2 separate regions of the Homo sapiens genome follow, and region 2 is linked to region 1. Evidence: chromatin loops called from intact Hi-C (ENCODE). Cell type or tissue: heart left ventricle. All regions are shown on one strand. Each heading gives the region's core, and the rest is flanking DNA. Links, peaks and the distances in the headings are about the cores only.

What was found. Peaks named below come from ENCODE experiments on the same cell type or tissue, not always from the same donor. Only the 100,000 strongest peaks of a DNase experiment are listed, where the experiment ranks them.
Region 2: a loop joins it to region 1, with 2.1 times the contacts of the local background. A loop is called at or near these places in 2 of 110 quality-filtered maps.

Annotation. Positions count from the first base shown.
Region 1 is chr11:11,143,715-11,154,638 of GRCh38, forward strand. All of the region lies in intron 3 of LINC02752 (long intergenic non-protein coding RNA 2752), which reads left to right. LOC105376548 (a long non-coding RNA gene) reads right to left here. Exons shown (of 3, transcript XR_007062592.1): 2 at 10,370-10,539; 3 at 9,087-9,351. Among named protein-coding and RNA genes, the nearest start is that of LINC02752, 34 kb to the left of the region's middle. In heart left ventricle, for the core only: a CTCF peak has its summit at 4,467; a DNase peak (open chromatin) is centred at 4,557; H3K27ac peaks cover 861 bases.
Region 2 is chr11:11,208,053-11,218,976 of GRCh38, forward strand. No RefSeq gene overlaps it. Among named protein-coding and RNA genes, the nearest start is that of LINC02752, 98 kb to the left of the region's middle. In heart left ventricle, for the core only: no CTCF peak of the experiment used is centred there; no DNase peak of the experiment used is centred there.

The DNA of each region.
Region 1 (10,924 bases), core at 2,537-7,536:
GCTTTAGCCACCACGCCTGGCCAGAAACCTTCATCTTGAATTTGTCTTCTGGACCCTGATGGCAGCTTAGGAAGTCCTTGTAGGCTCCGAATGCTCCATAATATAATCCCAGAAGCACATTCTGATCTGGTGCTTGTGTATCTGATACCATTCAGGTCCCATATGCACACCTGAGGCAGGCTGGACATGTAGAACGGTTGAATAACTGGGCAAAATTTCTAGTGATCTCTGTTCCTCCCCTTCAGAAGGAAGATGATATTCCACACTGCTGGGATAACGCCTCGTCATCCCCTGAAGTGGCCTGGGCCGCCCTGCTCAGCCTGTCCCTGGCACAGGCTGCCCCTCACCTGGCAGGAGTCTATGGGCCTTACAGCCAGGGCCTGCATTTTTATATCATCCTAAGCCAGCACTATCTCTGCCACCACTCACCTTGGCTCAGTCTGCTCAAAGTCTCTCCTGCTTTCACATATCAGTCTGCTCGCTGTGAGCTTGCCCCTGGTTTCGGATCCTAGCTTACCTGCATTCCTGAACTTGATCCCACCAGTTCAGTTCCTTGCTTACTGTAGGTCTATTCTCTCTTTAGCTGTGGCACGGTGGAATTGACCACCTGTGCTGGTTAATTTTATGTGTCAATTTCGCTGGACCTTGGTGTCCAGCTAATTGGTCAAACATTATTCTGAATGTTTCTATGAGCGTGTTTTTTTTGGATGAGATGAACATTTAAATCCATGGACTCTGAGTAAAGCAGATTGCCCTTCATTATGTGGGTGGGTTTCATCTAGCCCACTGAAGCCTTTAATAGAACAAAGATCGACTTCTGCCAGCAGAGGGATTGTGCCAGCCGACAGCTTTGGACTTGACCTGCAACATGGGCTCTTCCCTGGGTCTCCAGCCTGCCAGCCCACCCTGCAGATCATGGATTTGCGTGACTCCATAATTGTGTAGGCAGTTCCCTTCACTATCTCTCTGTATAGATACACATCCTATGGGTTCTGTTTCTCTGGAGAACACTGACTAATACAGCTTCTAACACAGGGATGATTAACAGAATGGATTCCAGGGCCTTAAAAAAAAAAAAGTATGAATTTTAATGATCAACTTAAAAGTTATATTTTTCACCTTTTTATTGTAGTAAAATATACATAACGTAAAACTTACTATTTTTTTCCTTTTGCCATTCATTTTATGCAATTTATTAAAAGAATCATTCATTCAAAAATTATTTATTAACTGTCCTGCTATGTGCAAGGAATCTATAAGAGGTGCCAGGGTTAGAAAAACAAAATAAACACAAAAACAAACGTATGGTCTATGACCTCAAAGACGCACCATGTGTAGTCAAGGAAGACAAAAAACATATGTAACAAACCTGCATGTTGTGCACATGTACCCTAAAACTTAAAGTATAATAATAATAAAATAAAAAAAAGAAGATGAATAATTCAATAGAAACTAAACGGAATGATGCACATGAAAACTTACTACTTTAACCTTTTTTTTTTTCGAGACACAGTCTCGCTCTGTTGCCCAGGGTGGAGTGCAGTGGTGCGATCTCGGCTCACTGCAACCTCTGCCTCCCAGGTTCAAGCGATTCTCCTGCCTCAGCCTCCCAAGTAGCTGGGACTACAGGCGCCACCACACCCAGCTAATTTTTTGTATTTTTTGTAGACATGGGGTTTCACTGTGGTAGCCAGGATGGTCTCGATCTCCTGACCTCGTGATCCGCCCGTCTCGGCCTCCCAAAGTGCTGGGATTACAGGTGTGAGCCACCGTGCCTGGCCTATTTTTAACCATTTTTAGGTGTATAGTTCAATGGCACTAATTTAAGGACATTCACATTGTTCTGCAATCCACCTCCACACTCATGTCATCTTTGCAAACTGAACTCTGAACCTATTAAACAATAACTCCCCGTTTCTTTCTCCCCTCCAACTCCTAGCCTTTCTAGTCTCTGTCTGTATGAATTTAACTACACTAGGTCCCTCATATAAGTGGAATCACACGGTATTTTTCCTTTTGTTACTGGCTTTTTCCCCTGTGCAAAATGTCTTTAAGATTTATCCACGCTCTAGCACGTGTCAGAACAGAACAACTATTAAGCTGGGTTCCTCGAGCAATTTTCTAAACTGCTTGAGTCATCTCATCTGTAAAATGGGAATTGTAAGAGTATCAGCCTTATGGGGTTCAATGAGTTAGTATGTAGAAAGTACTTGAGCAGTAGCTGGCTCATAGTGAGTGCTCAATAAATGCAGCCTGCCATTATTAGGTTCCTCTCTGATCTGGTGCCAAGGGTCCTTTTTCAAGATCTGCTGCCCTGCTCAGAATGGTACTCTCTGGCCATCCCACATCTCGCACCTGGCACATGGTTTTCTCAATGAATATTTGTGACATGAATGTACACATGGAACTTATTCTCTCCCGGGCTGTGACCCTGGAGGGTCAGATGAGGGACAAAATCTCTAAGCTGTGACAGGGAGTAAAATAGAGCTCTCTTAAGTACCACAGTCACTTAAACTTCAACAGTTTTCAATATGGTACCTAAACCCCAGTAGCAGTAAGCTAACAATTTCACGTCAGGATGAAATAGGAAGCAACATTGGTCTACAACTTGGAGTTGATGGCCAAGTACAGAGTTTAAGACCTTTGCTACTTGTTGGGAGTACAACCTTGAAGTACTTATCTCCCCTGAAAAACCTTAGTTTCCTCATCTGTCAATGTGGATTACAAGCTCTACTTCCCAGGGCTGCCATGAGAACTTCGCATGAGATTCTGATGGAACTCACTTTGTACATGATGCTGCGCCACAAGGGCCACCCTCTTCCTCAAGTCCCTGCCTTGCTCGGGTGGATCTCAGCTACCAGGGAGCAGCACACCATTTGCAGTTTGGATTCCATTTCCTCTTGACTCTTCTTTTCATTATAAACATGATAAAAGTGAGAGAGACAGATGGCAAGACTTGATTCACTTTTACAAAATGTTTTTATGGTGTGAATGTAAAGCTGAAAATGAGGGGAACGAGAAGCTTTCTCGTTCCCCTCAATATCAGGGGAGTTGGGGAGGTGGTGAGCCCAGTGGGGAGGTTTTGGCCTCCAGGGGAAAGCTAATTGCCCATGGCTTGAGCAGTGCTCCCTGCCACTCGTCTACCACTCTGGACACCCTAGGACATCACTGTCAGTGAGGAGAGACAGAGAGCAGATAGACTTTCTCCTTAAAGCACCTTCCCGAAGGGACACTCAAAGTCAGACACTGGTCACTTACTGGCCGATGGCTCTGGGTTGGACCAAATGACGCTGCCCTTTCCAGCACAGTGAGGCAATGTTCTCTGGCTGAAGCCAGGGCAGCACAGAGTGTGCCTGAGTTCCTCTCAACATTTGATTAAGGCCAGGCTTTCCCAGCATGGCACAATCGACATCTTGAGCTGGATAGTTCTTTGTTGTGGGTGCTGTCCTTTGCATTTTTGTATGTTTAGCAGCATCCTTGGCCTCTACTCACTAGATACCAGTAGCACCCTCCCCATTCCAGTTGTGAAAAACAAATCCCCCCAGCGGCTGGCAAAACTGCCCCTTATTGAGAACTACTGGGGTGCCCCAGTAGTTGGCACTACTGATTGGGGTGCCCATTGTCTGCCCTTCTCGTGGGGCTGGACAAGCCAGATGGAATAGGCAGAGAGTTACCTGGCAGCCCTTTGCTGGGGATCTTTTGTCTACTCTCCACTCTGGATCAAGGAGCTCCACTGGCCTCTGACTTCTGGTTGGCTTTGGCCAGTGAGGAACACAGGGAGGAGATCCAAGGAAGGACAGAGGGCGAGGTCAAGGTATTTGTTCCCCCACTTCCTCCCTGCAGGTTTGAGGGTGTGGCTGCCTCCCTTGCAAAAGGCCACCTCTCCGTTTTAGTGGCCTGCTCCAGGTTCTGGGACCCGCTTCTCTCTTAGCCGCATCAGGCCTGGGGGTGCTAACAGCTCCTTCTCTCCCACTGCTGCCAGCCCCAGGGTGCTGCATGCTTTGGTCAGTTACCTCCACCCTGTCTTCACCTTTCTGAATTTCTCTAATTACTACATTTGAATGTGCCGTCTGCTTGCTGTTGAAACATAACTGATTTTTACAAACAAATGTTTATTTTTCTTGCATTAGTTCATTTGACCATTCATTTCTTCAACACATTATTTTTCATATCTACCTATCCTGGGCCAGGCATGATGCCAGGTACTGGGGACACAGAAATGGATCAGACATCATTCCTGCCTGAAGGGAGCTTACAGTCTTCCTGCGGAATAAGACAGGAGGATGGTGATAGTCCGAGACCTGGTGCTCACGTGCTCTATGAGATGTCTGGTAAAGCCCTGGGGAGGACACAGGAAGAGTATGGCCTAGGGAGCCTAGTGACCCAGGGGAGAAGGTACTGGATCTCCTGCAATGATGACACATCATCAGGTGGTTCTACGAGGACGTCTCCAGATCACAGCAGCGCCTCCTAGGCAGAGACACAAAGTCTGCAGGCTCCTCTCTCCAGGCCCTGGGGACTCTCTCTGGGGAGGAGTAAGCTATGCACATTCAAGCCAAGAGCCTTCTTGCCAGGGCTCCAGAGCTCACTCACCCTGAGGCCCTCCCCTCTTTGGCTATTTGAAATTCCTGACTGATGCTGTGAAGAAAGAGAACATTCCAGCACAGAGAAGTCTTTCCCCGCAGCAGCTGCCAAACAGGCTCTTTGCCGAGGTACCTCCCTGCTGCCTGCCAGCCAGCCATATTTCAAAGGTCACAATTTCCTCCCTGTGGTTTTCTACAGAGCTAAAGTCTCCAGGACCCTGAAATAAATTAAAATATTGATTGATTCTTAATATTCTCTCAAATCTCTCAAAATCTCCAGGTCTTATATAAATCAGTGTGCCGGTTCCAGGGACTTATTCAATAATCTGCAAAGTATCCTGGTAATTACTTTTGGGCTGACCCCATGGCAGAGGGAGGCCACCTTTCCATCATTTTTAGGGCCCTGGGTACAGTAGCTGATCAGAGGACTCTCATTTCTTATTTTACTTACTGAACCTCTTCAACACAGTGCCTTGGACAGCACGAGGCAGCCCACCTGCTGGAACGAGTCTGTCGGGCAGACCTGGGTCAGGAACTTGCCTCTCTGCTGCCTCTTTGCTGCCCTGCCTCATTCTGCTTCTCCCCTTCACCCCTCCCACCTCATCCCCTGCCTTTTACTCCAGGGTCCTTAGCTTTTTAGTTCAAGGACAAGGCAAGGATAGTTCAGAAATTAATTTAATAACACTCCATTTCTTCAGATTAAGTAGAGAGCTTGTCTTATTGGGGAAAAGCTGTCTGAAAGCCTCAAGCACATGGGACTTTCTGATGCTGCCCAAGGCAGCTGCCTGGATTTCAGGAGCGAGGGTGGGATGGGAAGAAGGAGCGGGGAGATGGGCCATATGCCTCTCATAACAGCGCTCGTTTATGCTGCAGTAAGTAATAAAGTGACTTCAGCTCATTAGGGGCCAATGCAGTTCTCAAAGAAGGGAATGTGTTCCTAAGGAAGCTAGAGATGATGCCTTGTGTACGGTCCTCCCTATCTGACCCCAACCACACCTGAGCCTTGCATTCTGCTGCAGCATCCTCTAACATCCTCCTGTCCTGAACGCCAGACAGGTGTACGGCCAGCCACCCTGGAACACGTTTTGCTCTTTCACCATTCTTAGCCTTTGAATATAGTAGTCTCTCTATCTGGGATGCTTTGCTCCTCTTTCCCCCATCTGAAAAACTCCTGGTCATCCTTCAGAGCCTAGTTCAAGGCCAGGTGCGGTGGCTCACACCTGTAATCTTAGCGCTTTGGGAAGCTGAGGCAGGCAGATCATTTGAGGTCAGGAGTTCGAGACCAGCCTGACCAACATGGTGAAAGCCGATCTCTACCAAAAATACAAAAAATTAGCCAGTGTGGTGGTACATGCCTGTAATCTCAGCTACTCGAGAGGCTGAGACAGGAGAGTCACTTGCAACTAGGAGGCAGAGGTTGCGGTTAAAAAAAAAACAACCTAGTTCAAATGTGAACTCTTGTGGGGAACTCCCATACTTCCTGTGTTTTCCTCTGCAGCTGAGGATTCAGACAAACCTCAAAGGTATTTGCAGACATGTCTGCAGGTGTCTGGCTTCCCAACACCTTAGAGTAAAGCTCTCATGGTGACCTATAAGACCCCACGTCATCCACCTTTCATTATCTCTCTGGGCTCCAGCAACATTGACTGCCTTACTGTTCTTCAAACGCCGGCCACCATTGCCCCCCACCCCACCCAGGTTCCTTGCATATGCAGTTCCCTCTGCCTGGGATGCTGCTGTTCCCCACAGCAGAGGTGGAAGAAGCTGTTCTCACAGAGGGGACATGGAGGTCACATTTTAGGTCTCCAGGTGAGTGTGTTGCAGCAGGGGCAGGGTGTGGGGTTCTTCTGCTCGCTTCTGCTTGGTGCAGGATGAGCTTCAGGACACCAGTGGGGGCACCCTGTGGAGCAGAAGCAGAGAGAGCCACAGACCTTGAGACTTGTGGGGAAAGGGAAGGAGCCACCTGGGGCTCAAGAACTCACCTCGTGGCAGGCACACCCAAGACCTCCCCTGGGAGCCCAGAAGCATTCAGAGGGCACTTTGGAGTGGTTGTGAGCAGAAGGAAGTTACGACATAGTGAGGTCTGAGGTAGTACCGTCACTGGGACCCTATTCCTGCCCACAGGCTAGAGGAGGCAAAGAGTTTCCTGTTGTATTGACAGCATCGTCTTGGGTTACAAATAGATTTCACACGGAGACATATGCCTACCTGTTCAAAGTGGCTGAAGGGCTTCAGGCCAACATCATGGAAAACACTCTCCAACCAACCATCTCAAGCCTTTCTGGATTAGGACTGATATATTCAAGTTTATTTTCCTCAAACTGCTGAGTAGCAAATGAGAGAATTTTTTGGTAGGTCTTTGCATAGGCCCAAGCAGGTGGGGCTTGCAACCCTGTATCACAGGGTGGCGACACATACACACATGCACACACACATGCATACACATGCACCTGCACCATGGCAGGTAGGAGCCACAGGAGTGAGGCTGGTACTTCAGCCGATGGTGCCTTTCCTGTGGGGAACCATCTGTCCTTTTTCTTCTGCCAGCTGCAGCCAACTCTCTGGTTCTTCTTTTTCGTCCCACAGCTCCAAATTCTCAAGAGATGGGGTATGGATAGTGGTCATAATCTTATCCCTCCCCCCAGCATGGAAACTTAGGGTTCAAGACAAAATGTCTACTTTTTTGTTTTTACTTGAGAGCATCTGGGAGCTAGGCCAGCATACAGGCTTAGCGGGCTATAGCTAGAGCAGGGAGCTTCTCACCAGGTTAGTAGGAAGTGTTAGGATGAGATGAGGCTGAGACCCAAGGCCCAAGAGGAGGGGCTTAGGTGACTAATATGAGAAGGCCAGGAACAATGTTAAAACTGGCAGCAGACATGGAAATCAGAACCAGGGAGACAAGAGCAGGCATAGTGTCCACAGAGAAATTGAGGAGGCTCTAGGACAATCTCCTGGAATAGATACGGTATTTGTTGCTGACTTTCACAGACCTGCAAAAGTGTGATAAATAGGTGGGCAGCCTGGGTTTGAGGCATTGGGGTGGGATGAACAGTTAGCCTAGATGGTTGACTTCTACATGGGAATCAACTCCTTCTCCTTTCTTAGACTTGCCTTTACATAATTGTGTTAGGACAATCTTCATTCTTCTTGTTTTCTCTAAGGTAGTGAGGGATAATAATTACCAGAAATTTTATTTTCTGACGAGAATGGAGATCTGAATTTATCAATCGTTATTCATTTTTCACTTTTTTTTTTTTCTGAGGCAACAACTTCACTCTTATTCTACATCCCTTTTGAGGAGATTCCTTCGAGAACTTTCCTTTCACTCACTCCAGGGGATGTTGCAGTCCTAAACAGAGACTTAGAAAAGTGGAGTTCCAGCCCCTTCTCCATTAATTACTGGCTGTGTGACATTGAGTATGTCACTTACCCTCTCTGGGCAGTTTGGCTCTGTTATCTTCGAGGGCTTCCCAGCTCTGCTACTCTGGGATTCCCTAAGTCTGTCTTCTTTATGGATTAATCTCTAAGCCACAATGACACCTCCCTCCAGAAATGTCATTCCAAATGTTCACTGGTGAGCAGGTGTCTGCCCACAGACCCTGCTCCCCAGATGCTACCGGCAATTTGGGAACTATATTTTTAAAATCACCACAGATGGGAAGACTAAATTGAAATGCAACTTGGTTGAAAACGCTGCTTTTAGCATTTTAGCCCCATCCTTCATCCTTCATTGCATTCAACTTTTCAGATAGCTGCCCCCAATAGCCCATGATCTTTTTGATTGCTCAACAAAGTCTCCTGGAAAAGAGCTTCTGATCACTGCTAGCTCTGTGGCCTCTCCTTACCATCCCATAATTCTTGTTCTAATCCATTTCAGGGCTATTGAAGTCCCATATGATCAATGTTATGGCCTCTTTAACTGACTCTGCTATTTGCATAAACATGGGCATATTTGCTTTTTCATCATGCCTTAGAGGTCTGTAACAGTGTCAATGATCTTTCCTACTGTCTTAATTCATTTTGTGCTGCTGTAACAGAATGCCAGAGACTAGGTAATTTATAAAGAATAGAGATTTATTTCTTACAATTCTGGAGGCTGGAAAGTCCAAGGTTGAGAGGCCTGCATCTGGTGAGGGCCTTCTTGCTGTGTCATCACATGGTGGAAGGTAGAAGGGCAAGAGAGTGCATATGTGCGTGACAGAAAAAGAGAGAGAAGTGGGGGTGGACTCACTTTTTAATCAGGAACCTACTCCTGCAATAACTAACTCTTGCAATAATGACATTAATTCATTCATGAGGGCAGAACTCTCCTGACCCAGTCACTTCTTAAAGGTTCCATTGCTCAACATTGTTGCACTGGAGATTAAGTTTCCAACACATGAACTCTGGGGGACACATTCAGACCACAGTACCTACCATATCAGGCAGTAACTTTAATTTAAGTTCTAGGCTGAGCATGTTCATTTGCATACATCATCTTTTTATCCACACAGTAATGCTCTTCCTGCATCTATATTGCTACTTTCCTTTCCCACATAAAATTTGGGAACTATATTTTAAAAATCACCACAGATGGGAAGATTGTTTCCTGAAAACAGTCTTTTTTTTTCAGATAATATCTCCAGAATTGGGATGATTTTTCACCTTAAGCCTGCCCCCGACTTGTTGAATGACATGCCGTCTGGGTGTAGTGCTTGTCCTGGGGAGCTAGTATTGTCCTGGGAGTAGCCTGTCAGTGGGCAGAGCCTCAGGCGGGCTGGATGGTGAGCTGTAAGACAGGTCAGGAGGCAGGTGAGGGCTGGGGTGCAGGCATGGGATGGGATGCAGGTGTGAACAGCTTAAGAGCCAGGGCAGATGGGGTCAAGGCAGAAAGGGCTAGCTGGGAACTGGGAACGAGGAGGTGAATGGAGAAAGTCAGAATCAAGGGTGTTGGTAGCCAGGTTGAATCCAGAAGGTGAAGGCCTGGAACCAAGGCCAGCTACACCCAGTGCTGTATTGGGAACCCAGGCAACATGATAGCCTGGGACCAAGGAGAGAATTCTGGGGGTCTTGTATGCGACTGTGGAGACAAATTGTCAGAGTTTAAATCCTGGCTCTGCTCCTTATAGCTGAATGTCTGGGAGAAAATTATCTAAATTCTCTGTGCCTTGGTCTCCTCATCCGTAAATTGGATGACTATAATAGTGCCTTTCTTGTAGGATTGTTTAAGTGAGTTAAGACATGTAAGGTTCTTAGAAGTAGTACTTAGCCCATACTGGCATCAGATTCAGCTATTTTCTTTTAAAAACTGACCATTAGATCACTTTGCACATGGAGGATTCTGCCTCAAGAGGATGTTGCAGGCTCTGAGCAGCTTCTGATGCTGCTGTACGGGAGTGTATACCAACTCAGGGAAGGCCTGGCCTTGGTTAGCATGGTGCTGTGGTCCCAGTTCTTGCTGCTGCCATATGTTTGTTAGTGGGATAATTGAGCAACTGTCCATTTTTATTTTTAAGTTCTGATGGAAACGTGGAAATAAAAACACAGTATATTTCTGCAATAACCAGAGTGTGGGCTTTTGTGTTATCAGTCCTGAGTTCAAATCCCCTCTCTTCTATTCATTCATCATATGACATTTAGTAAGTTTTCACCTTTTTGAGTCTTGGTTTTCTTATCTACACAATGGAGATACCAACATGTATCTCACAGAATGAATTTGAGGTCCAAGATAAAGTCTGTAAAGCATCTGGCTTAATACTTCCTTTCTTCTGAAACAACTCCCATGTTGGCTGGGGCTATAGTCTCACCTGATGGTGCCACTGGAGAAGGATCCACTTCCAAGTTCACTCACATCGCTGTTGGCAGGATTCAGTTCCTCATGGGCCGGTAGGCTGAGAGTTCTTGGCTGGCTGGGGTCATTCTCCATTCTTTGCCATGTGGGTCCCTTCATAGGGCAGCTTACAACATGGCAGCTTGGCTTCCCTCAGGGTGAGCAAGATGGAAACCAGAGTCATTTTGTAACCTAATATTGGAAGTGATATCCCATCATTATTCATCAGCATCCCTCACTCAAGGTAGAGGGGATTTTACAAGAACGTGAACACCAGGACAGGGCATCACTGGGGCCATTTTGGAGGCTGCCATCACATTCTGAAACCTGTTTTCCCACACACATGTCCCAATACTTCTCTCTCCAAAGGCACCATTAGCCATAACCTCTGAGGCATTTGTCACTTCATCCCATCCCCTCCCTCAACCAGAGCCAAACTCCAAAGGCACTGAGTCTTTCAATCTTTGAGCAAGAAAATTATCTTAATAAGGGCTCTCAATATTCTATTTCTTATGTGAAGATTCTCTTTGTT
Region 2 (10,924 bases), core at 2,406-7,405, 64 kb after region 1:
TCAAGAGTAGAATTTTGTTTCATTCAATTCTATGTTCCTAACATTTAGTGTGCCACCTAGCACATAGTAGGTGCAGGAAAATGGTTAGTTAGATGGTTAATAAATGGTTAGTTAGATGGATAGCTGAATGGATGACTGGGTAAATTAAAAAACAAATGAATGAATAAATGAGCAAATAAATAAAAACACAAGTGAATACATGAATTCAAAAGTGGAGAAATAAATATACATGAACAAATGGACCAATGAATAAACCACATGTCTGTTCCCCACAGGTATGTATATATGCATACATATATATTAATACATCCTTCACAACATGTTATTCATTTTAAAGCACTTTCCCCCACATTAAAATTCATTTTTAATATCCTTGGGAAAGGTACCAGTAAATTCCGAGGTAATTCACTAGAGGAGACTCAGGGATCAGAGTAGCATTGTCCACTGGTGGGGGGCAATGTTACATTACCTCTTGGGGATTGACCATGATGGGTTTATTGCTGAAGTCCCCCCACAATCAAGGACGTGCTCCCCATTTCAGCCCTGAACAACTCCTTGGCTTATTGGATTGGAGCCTCTTAAGATAACTATTGAATTCCAACAAGATGGTTCAGAACATGACCATGGCCATCTGTGTATGCACTTAGTCCCTGACATCTGCCTTCCCCCAAGGATAATGAGTTGAGAGGTCCAAGGCCCAAAGATTGCAGGAACTTCAGCTTCAGTGAAGCCTAAATTTACATACCAGAGCATTGTGATTCAGGGAAGTGCACAGGGCACACAAAGTACAGCAGGTCTTGCTCCAAATCCTCGCTCTGGCCCTCCTGTGCTGCATGGCTAGCATGACCTCCGTGAGCCTCAGTTTGCTCAGTAGCTGAGTGAGGATAATAATACCTATGAAGAAGGCACCTGTGATAGGTGCTTAATAAAGTCCAGTTTCTTTCCTGCCCAATAAAAAAAAATTGAAAATAGTAGTAGTTGAAGGAGAGAAGCTTCTCTTTGATATGAGGCCCTTGGCATTGACCACCGAAGATGAGGCTCCAGAAGGGCACTGATTCCACTTGAGTGGAATGTTGGCAACGCTGAATCCCACCAACAGCCCCGTCGTTTCTCCAGCAGTCATTCTGGGGTTCCTGCCTCATCTCCCAAGATAGCCTGTGGCTACCATCAGCTGCAAGGAACTGCCCTGCTGAGCAATTAATAAGCAATGAAGAGTGTCACCTGGATAAGTATTAAAAACAAGGAGATGAGACACCTTGGCTCTCATTTCAGCATAAAGCCTGTTCTGCCATCCTTGTCTCCCAAAGGTCAAGATCTTGCTTTAGAAAGTGAGAATTTAGTAAGAATGCTGTGTCCTCGGCACTGCTCACCTGTGTCCAGCAGAGGTGACTGGAAATGAGGCTCCCAGAGCACTGTTTCTGCAGAGAAAATCCAGCCATCAAACCTATGTTGGCCTAAAGAAGCATCTCAATCCTGGCGGGGGCGGGGGGGGGTCCTTTTTCAGAACAAGGTTGTCAAAGCCAGGAAGGATTGCTAAACAGCAGGGTGTCCCCATGAGAGCAGAAGGGCTCAGGAGTCATTCAGATCTGATCCAAGCTGAGCAAACGTGGACAGGTCACACTAGCCAGGCTAGCATGAGGTGTTGACCTTGAGAAGAGAGTGCCTCCTTAAATTTTGCACCCTAAATGTCTCACTTGCTTAACCCTAGTCCTGGGTCATAGAATCTTAGCTTCCTCGTCTATAAGGAAACTTCCCTCGTGTATCATGTGGGAAGATGATAATACCTAATAATAGTTAAGGTTATTAACATTATTATGTTCGCTTTACCCAAATTAACTGATTTAGTCCTCATGAGGCTATAAGGTAGGTATGATGATTATCTTCTTTCGGAAAACAGCCAAAGTGAGGAGCTGTGCTATTCAATAGTAACTTGCTAATATTCTCACATCTAGTGGCTGGCAGGCTGAGATTTGAACCATGGGAGACTGGCCCCTGCGTCCAGCCTCATTACCACCATGCTACACCAGCCACAGTGCAGGGTCTGTGTGAGAAGAACAACATGGTTGACATAGACAAGAAAACAGTGCAGGGGAGAGACACTTTGCTAATAAACTGAGGTGGTGCTCAGTCACCCACATAACATGTAACTGGGAGGATCCAAGGTGACTTCAACCCCAAAGACCCAGCACAGGCAGGAACAGTCCTGGCATGCTCTGCTGCAGCAGATTCTGGTCCTGGGGTTTCCTGGGCGATTGACTTCTCTTCCAGGGCTACCATCCTGACATCATTAATCCAGGCCCTGTGTGGCTCTCATAAGGTTCATTCACATGCATATTAGATAATACCTGTTAGTGATGCCCATTAATTAAGCAGAGCAAGTTGTTTATAATTAACTTGAGAAATTTATGGCTTCAGAACACAATACAGGAGCTGATATAAACACATTAAGTGCCTACAGCAATGCCAAGTTTAATTGCTTTCAAGAAGAATCATTGATATTAATGCCGCAGCCATCGCTAGCCATGTTTGACAGCAGCTTGTAAATTCTTCAGTCCTATGAGCCAACAACACCCCAGGTTATTTGGAATGGGAAACATCAACCCTGGCAAACTGTTCATGATACAGTGCTAAGTGAAAAAAGTAGGCTTGAAAACTGTATGCGGTGCCTTTCCAATTTAGTGAAAAATATTTTTTTGTATATGTATTTCCTCCTACTCTGACATATATACATATTTTTATGAATATGTATAAGTATAAATATATTTCCTTTTAGTACAAGAAATACAAAAAATGAAAAAATTACATATGATGTACATATAAAAAATACATAAATAAGTGACAGTGGGTTTTTCCCATCTGATGGAATTACTTACTATTTTAATATTTTCTTTATGACTTTTTATATTTTCCAAAAATTTTATAGGAAGAATTTATTACTTTATGCCAAGAAAAAAGTGAAGGGTTAAAGGATAGAAAAAGAAAAGGAAAAAAAGAATAGATTTTTCTTTTCCAAGCAAATTGCTTTTTGAAAGGTAAGCAGACCCTTCTGTAATAATTGTATGTGCTACTTGGTTGGCATTTTAAGATGCTTTTTATTTTTGTAAAATAAAATTTTGAAAATAGCAAAGTAAATGCATCATTTTCACAAACGTGATTCTCATTGTGGGGCTATGCCTGCGCTCGTTGTACAATTAGGGAAGAAATGCAGCACCCTTCAATTTTTAAAAATATCAGCTCCCGAAAATACTGCAAGAGGCCGTTGGCAGAACTCCCATACTGCGGGTGCCTGCATGTTCAGGATAAAACATAACAGCCAGTCATTCTGGACAAGGATGAATTCTCAAAGGACTCATTGAATAAACCTCCTGTTGACAAGCCTGTATACTTAGAAGAGGGGTGAGAACCCATCCTTGCCAAATGATTCATCTTCCCAAAATGTCACAAGTGAAGAAAAGGGACATTTAGCTAAAAGCTGCAAATGCCCTTTCAGAAAATGCACTCCCAGAATGTCAGAGGTATCCGACCCAACCTGCTCCTTCCCCAGCCAAGAGGAAGTGCTGAGATCCCGTGGGGTCACTTGCTAGCCAGAGACAGTGCTCACTCTGAACACAGATAGGCTCCCCTTTTTGTTAACATTTAATGAACACCACTGACTCTGTGTCAGACAGTGGCCTCTTAGGCTCTTCTTAATAAAGATTTGTAAGCCCATGGTCTGGTGGTCCTTAAAGCATAGTCACTAGAATACTCATTTTGTTAGGTGCTCCTTGAAAATTCTCCCATCCGTTAAGTTTGGGAAACCCTGATTGTTCTTGCCACTCTTGGAGATTCCTAATGGTATCAGCTTATCAAAGTCTTGGAGGAGTCCCACAGTAAAGGAACTTGCTTATCTTTGTTTGATGTAGTGTTTCCCAGACTCATTTGAGCACAGAATGCTTTTGGTTCTGTAACATCTCTCAACATGTTAAACTAGTGTTCCTCAAAAGACAGTGGGACAAGTCAGCAATTCATTTAGTTTGAAGATGCAGAACAACTAAATTTGGAGCTGTACCAGCTGGGCAAGTTATTTCATCCATGTGGCATGCTGCCAGGCACAGGGTAAACCCTGAACAAACATTGGTTTGATTAGTTGAATCAGAGGAGACAATTAAAACCCAAATCAGTGAAGTAATGAGCTCAATTGCAAACTCACAATCCAGGCCATTTTATTTTTATAACACATGCCAACATTCCAACATTAAAGTAAAAATGCTATCTGTAAATCTTTATTCATTCAACAGTGAGTTCACTCTCTTACTTGAATTAGAAACATAGAACTGTGGACCTGGATCATCCAATCTACCCCTCACTTTACAGGTGAAACTGATGCTTACTTAAGCCACATGATTTGTCTGAGGTCACAGACTATTAAGGGGGTCCAGGATTTAAGTCTTGCAAGTCTAAATTTGGGTAATTCTCAGTCTCTGACCTCCCACCCATGCTCTCATTACCCTCCACACTGCCACTCTGAGGTGACATAATGCAGCGAAACCAACAGGACATTCAAAATGAGGCAGATTTGGATTTAAACTCTGGCTCTTCAAACCAGCAGCAGAGTGACATTGGGCAAGTGGCCTAACCTCTTTGTGCCTCAGTTTCTCCATCTGTTAAATGGGAATCATAACTCACTTCACGAGCTATTGAGAAGATAGAATGAGATAATGCATGAAAAAGATCACTGTCCTAAACTCAGTGGGTGTGGGAGAAATTTTATCCCCTTGTTTCATACTATTTTGAAGAGCTCTTGATTCCTTTTTCTCCTCAGAATGAAAACCCAAGTTTTCTCTGTAGCTGTTTGTCACTCTGGATGGTCCTTTATATTTGAACAACAAGAACCTTTCAATATCAATAGAAGGAAACAGAATTAATAAGTGAATTGCTTGTTGATGAAAAAATAATGTTGAATTCTAAGGGTGTGAGACCGAGAAAAAGAGAATGTGTGACTTATCCCACCCTGGGCTCTGTTTTCCAACAGGGCTTGTAGATATAGAAAGCAGGTCACCTCATATGGAGGGACCAAGAGCCATCTTTTGACTGTTACCTTGTCGTTTGCTCTAGCCCAGTGGGACAGCCTTACTAATGGGTTCTAACGTGGACATAGGCAGGGCCACTGGTGCAGGCAGCAGTGCATTTCCCTAGAAGAGTCATTAATTTAAGGCTGGCAGAGGGCTTGCTTCTCCTGAGAGCCAGGCAAGACTTGGAGCATTTTGCAGACAGCTGGGCCATGAGCAGGCCTTACCAAACTCTCTGGCTACAGCACAAGAAGCATTTATTTATCTGGCTCCTTTGAGACAGGCATCTTACTTTCGACATGCAAAGAGGCAGCCTCCCCTCCACAGTCCCCTTGTCATCCCACCCTCTCCATGCCTTTACTCCAGGCCTCATCTCTCATTCGGTCCATTGTGCCAACCTCTTAACTGGCCTTCCACCTCCTATCTAGCCCCTTTCCTGTTGATTCTCTGCAGCCAGAGCCATTTTTCCAACTGCTGACCTGCCACCAATGGCTTCCTATGGTTTCTAGAAAAAAGTCCAGAGACCTTACTCTGACATTTGGGATTCTCCAAATCTGGCCAGTGTTCCTTTAGCCTTACTGGAAATTCCTCTCATATGTGCCTCCTTTCCTCCAATCATACTGAGCTTCTTGACATTTTTTTTTTCTATTTCATACCCTGTTATTTTAAGTCTCTAAGTCATTGCAGTGGCTATTTTTTCTGAGTGGCATTTTCCCCTTCTTCTTCATATTCAATACTCAGTTCAAATGTCATCTCTTTGATTTATTCTTCTTATACTCCCTAAAATTAATCATCCTCTCCCTTGGATTGTCACACCACTCTCTTCATACTCTTTATGAACAATTGTAAAAATTTCCATTTCCCTCTCCAGATTATGAGCTCCTTTGGTGCTGGGCCTGTGTTTATTCATTTCATCATTCCCTGTGCCCAGCTCAGTGACTGCTCAATAAAGGAATGGATTAGTGGATGGATGGGTGGATGGATGAGTAGATGAATGGATGGAAGAAAGGAGGAAAAGAAGGAATAAAGGAAGGAAGGAAGGGAAGGAATGTGGGAGGGAGGGAAGAAGGGAGGGAGAAAGGATTAGTGAGTGACTATGTAGATATGGTAGAGAGAATGTATCCCACATAGATTTAAATGCTGGAGTACAGTTAAGAACAACAGTTTTGACTGCAGTGGGGAGGTTGCAGCTGATGTTGTGATAAAACAAAAGGAAGTTGAAATATAAAATAGAAAAGCAAGCTTGTTTCTTCCCCCTGGAGAGCTCTGGGCTTTGGAGAAGTCATAGGAATCACAGAGGAAAAAGAGAAAAGGAAGTCATTCTCTCCCTGCCAAGACTCAGGGGACAGAAAGCAAGGAAGGAATCAGGCTGGAAGAAAACCATTGCAACAGAGAGGGTGAGTAAAAGTCTAAACCACAGAGACAAATTGTGCATTTTGCTACCCAAGTCACAAATATTCTCCTCTAGCACCGATAAGTGCTCTGGAGAACTCCTTGTGTCTAAGCATCACTGAGAGAGAATTCTGTGATTTCCATAGAAGCAAGTTACACCTGTGGGTGCAGGTAACATTGGTTGATTAATTTGTTTGTTAATATCTTTCTCAAACACTGACTGTTTGCAAGTGGGAGCTCTGGGTTGAGTGGAAGGCCTTTCTCCTCACACGAATGGAGCTTTGAGCTGAGAGAAGCAACCCATCTTCCCTGACAGTAGGACCTGAAGAGTCGAACACAACACTGTAACTGTGCTTCACTCATCCACCTGGAATACTAGGTATTGAGACACTGAGAGTGGAGATCTCACTCCAATTCTAAAGAATTAAAACAATAAAATGGGACTTGAGACAAGGAATTTATTTACAAAGTGTTTCCTGGCTATTGAGAGAGGGACATGCTTGGGCCAGACAGATTCGGTAGCTAAAGGACTTAGGTGTTTTGGATCTGTAATTAAGAGACCCAACACAAACCCTAATTTCCAGCCTTTCAGATCTGGGAGGAAAGGGATTTTGATAAAGACCCCTGGCCTCTTTATTGTAGAATTCATTAGTTCAACTAAACACTTATGAAACATTAACTGTTTGCCAAGAATTGATTAGGGCACTGGGAGCCCCTGCTCTCGGGGAGCCCTGTGGGAGAAGGGTGTGCCAACAGCCAGTGTCATGTCATGTGGCCAGGGCTCTGATGAGGGTATGGATGCCAGCAGCTGGGGCGCACGGGGTGAGATGAGGGTGTGTGCCTCATATTATGTGGGAAATCATTAAAGGCTTCACAAAGGAGGAAGGCTTAGGAGGAGGAGAGTTTACCAGAGGAACAAGAGGAAAAGGGTGTTCCAGGCAGATGGATTAGAGGCTGGGGGAAGATCAGCACAAAAAGACCAGTAGGGAGTGTGGAAACAATCTGGATGTGAGATGCTGGGAGGAAGTGTACTGGAATGATTGCAGCAGGAGTGGAGAGAGGAGGACGGATTGGAAATACTTTTAGGAGATGGAATTGGCTGGGCTGGATGATTGATGGGATGTGAGATATGGCCCAGGCAGAGTCAAGGATGGACTTTTGTTTCCAACTTGCATGACACTTGCACAGTGATGGGAAACCAGTGCGGAGGATCAGACTTAGGGGCAATACAGAGAATGCAGATTTGAGTGTGTGAGTTTGCTGAGTCTTGGAGGACCTTCAGGAGGAAGTAGCAGGATAAATTGATCTGGAGTTGAGGACAAAGGGCAAAATGGAGACACAGGCTTGGGAGTAATCCATGGGCAGATGACAGCCATTGGGAAATACGTCAGGCTCTGATGATGTCCTGTGAGGTCAGCAACCACGAGTGGGGAGGTTGCAAGGCCTGGCGCACAAAAGCCTTCGTTTCTGCTGGTCCATTTCTTCAAGTGTGTGTTTGTCAGGCCACCCTGCTGCCATTGCCACTGCTGTCACCCACCTCCCCTGCCTCTTGCTGCCCTGGCCCATCCCTACTCTGAGTGGCCACAGCATAGTCAGAGCCGAAAGATAAAAAGATGGCAAACAGAGCTCAGGTGGCCAGTGTCAGCATTGCAATGGCAATGCAGAGGAGCTCAGGCAGCCTGAACAATGGGGCCACTGTGTCACAGGCCTCCTGGGTGGAGGGGCTAGAAGTGGCCTGCTGCCAACTGCTGAAGGAGGTTTCTTCTGTCATTGAGGCGTTCAGCATGGCAGGATTTCTGAACTGGAGAAAGAATGAGTCCTTCACCATGGGTCTGAGGGCTGCAGGTGGCTTTTCCCATGTATTGTTTCAAAACACACTGTGGGCAAAGTGTGGCAGGAGAGAAGCCAGCCTGCTTCCTGCATCCTCTCTTCATGGGTTTCATTTCACTCTCCACAGGAAGACCCAGGCAGCAAGGGCTGGGGGCTTCTGTGCCAGGAGTTGTGGGCCCAGAAAAGGCTGGCACTAGGGGAGCGGGGGACCCAAGGGACATTTGCACTGAATCCTGATGGCCCTGCCTCTCTAAGATTCAAGATGCTCCCATCTTCTGGGTGTCCAAAGCCGAGGTGGCAGGAGGGAGGCCTGGGCATGTGAAGTGGAAGCCTGTGCCCTCATCCTTCCTTCAGCTTTCCCACAAGGGGGACCACTAAGGCCAGCCCTGGGAGGTGTGATTTCCAGCCCCTGCCTCTGTATGTGGAGCATAGATTCCTTAAAGCAATTTCAGATGTGTGTTCGTCAGACTGAATCAGTTTTCTTTGTTCAACTTCAGACACATTGCCTACTACTTCTTGGAAGAGATTGTTGCTTGAGAAGAAAAACTACTTCAGTTAGGAACAAGCTTTGCTAAGATTTGTTGAATTTACCTGTCCTAAAAAACAAAAACAAACAAAACACACACACACACACACACACACACAACTAGCTATGGATGACAACTCCTTTGGCATCTCCCAGGCAGGTAAGGCACACCGAGCCTAAGGGACATGCCTCTGGTCCCTGCTGGTGATTGTCAGAGCAGGCCACTGAACGCTGTTAACCACTGTGATGGTTAATACTGAGTGTCAACCGTATTGTTCCTTCAAGAATTTAGGGTGTGTGTGCCTTCACTCACCCCACCTTCTATTCACCCCACCATGAACCTTAAAGACACAGGCACCCACATATCCCACAGAGGATACAATGGCCTAGAATTGTCTATTGGCCTGGCCAGGATGGGCTCTGGGGGCTGGACCAGGTGGAAGGCAGGATAGAGGCTGATTGTATTAGTCAGGGTTCTCTAAAGGGACAAGACTAATAGATAGATGTATATATGAAGGGGAGTTTATTAAGGAGTGTTGACTCACGATAACAAAGTGAAGTCCCACAATAGGCCATCTGCAAGTGGAGGAGCAAGGAAGCCAGTCCAAATCCCCAAACCTCAAAAGTCGTAGGGAAGCCAAGAGGTCAGCCTTCTGTCTGTGGCTGAAGGCCTAAGAGCCCCTGGAAAACCACTGGTGTTAGTCCAACAGTCCCAAAGCTGAAGAGCTTAGAGTCCGATGTTCGAGGGCAGGAAGAATCCAGCATGGGAGAAAGATGAAAGCCGGAAGACTCAGCCAGTCTAGTCCTTCCGTGTCTTTCTGCCTGCTTTATCCTAGCAGTGCTGGCAGCTGATTAGATTGTGCTCACCTAGATTGAGGGTGGGTCTGCCTCTCCCAGTCCATTGACTCAAATGTTGATATCCTTTGGCAACACTCTCACAGGCACACACACCCTCAATACTTGAAGGAACAGTACGGTTGACACTCAGTATTAACCATCACAGTGGTTAAGAGCGTTCAGTGGCCTGCTCTGACAATCACCAGCAGGGACCAGAGGCATGTCCCTGAGGCTCGGTGTGCCTTACCTGTCTGGGAGATGCCAAAGGAGTTGTTATCCATAGCTAGTTGTGTGTGTGTGTATGGTTTCTTTTTTTTTTTTTTTTTTTTTTTAAGGACAGGTATATTCAACAAACCTGGGGTAAAGCAGGTGGATCTACTTCCTGTCTACACACACCCTCCTGCCTCCCTGCACCACACATACACACAGTCAGAAGCTGCCACCATTGGGCTCCCTTAACAAGTAGGGCTCCAGAGTACAATACAAGTTAAAATCTAAGATCGAGGAGGGGCAGCTTTTATGGGCTCTTACTGTGGGGCAGACACTTTGCTGTGGTATTTTACACCTTATTTATCTTTCGCAGAATTCTCTGCAGGGCAAGGATTCAGAGAGGCGAAGCTACTTGCCCAGAGTCACTCAGCTAGTAAGTGGTGGAGCCAGGATTTAAACTGTTCACTTAAGTGAACAGTTGAGGTCTGGTTCCCAGTGATAGCCTCTTGCTGTCTCCCCATGCTGCCTCTGACAGAGCGTGACCACAACTGTGCACTTTGTCTTTGTCTGACCTCCTGCAGTCTTGGCTCCAGCCACACCTGTGTTTATCTGGCTGACTTGCTTTCAGCGCAAGCAAGATTTCTAATGTTCTCTCTTCCTTCTTGGATTCCTGTCACTCTTAGTTTTCAAGTCAGCTCAGTATCCAGAGTGTTGTCCTCAGAACTCCCCCTTTAGCTAACTCCCTGTCCCGTACCGTTTCTGATGAACTGGTGATTTCTCTGACTCTGTCTTAGACATTATGTTCACTTTCCACTTTCCAGCTACCAGTTCTCCACTTAGTTCAGGGTCATATTCACAACTGTCCTCTCCATCTCCAGCTGGAGGAAGCTGGCACTTACCCAGGGGCTGACCTGGCAAGTGTCTCAAGTCTGTGTCCTGTGTGGGTTTAGGACACAAGTCAGCTACCAATGGCTGTTTGTTTTTCCATGTCTGAAGAGAAACACCTTGGGGTAATGGGATAGCTGCTGAGTCAGGGCTCCAGTGCTGGGTGAGAAAGTTCCCTTTGGACCGAACTAGCTGA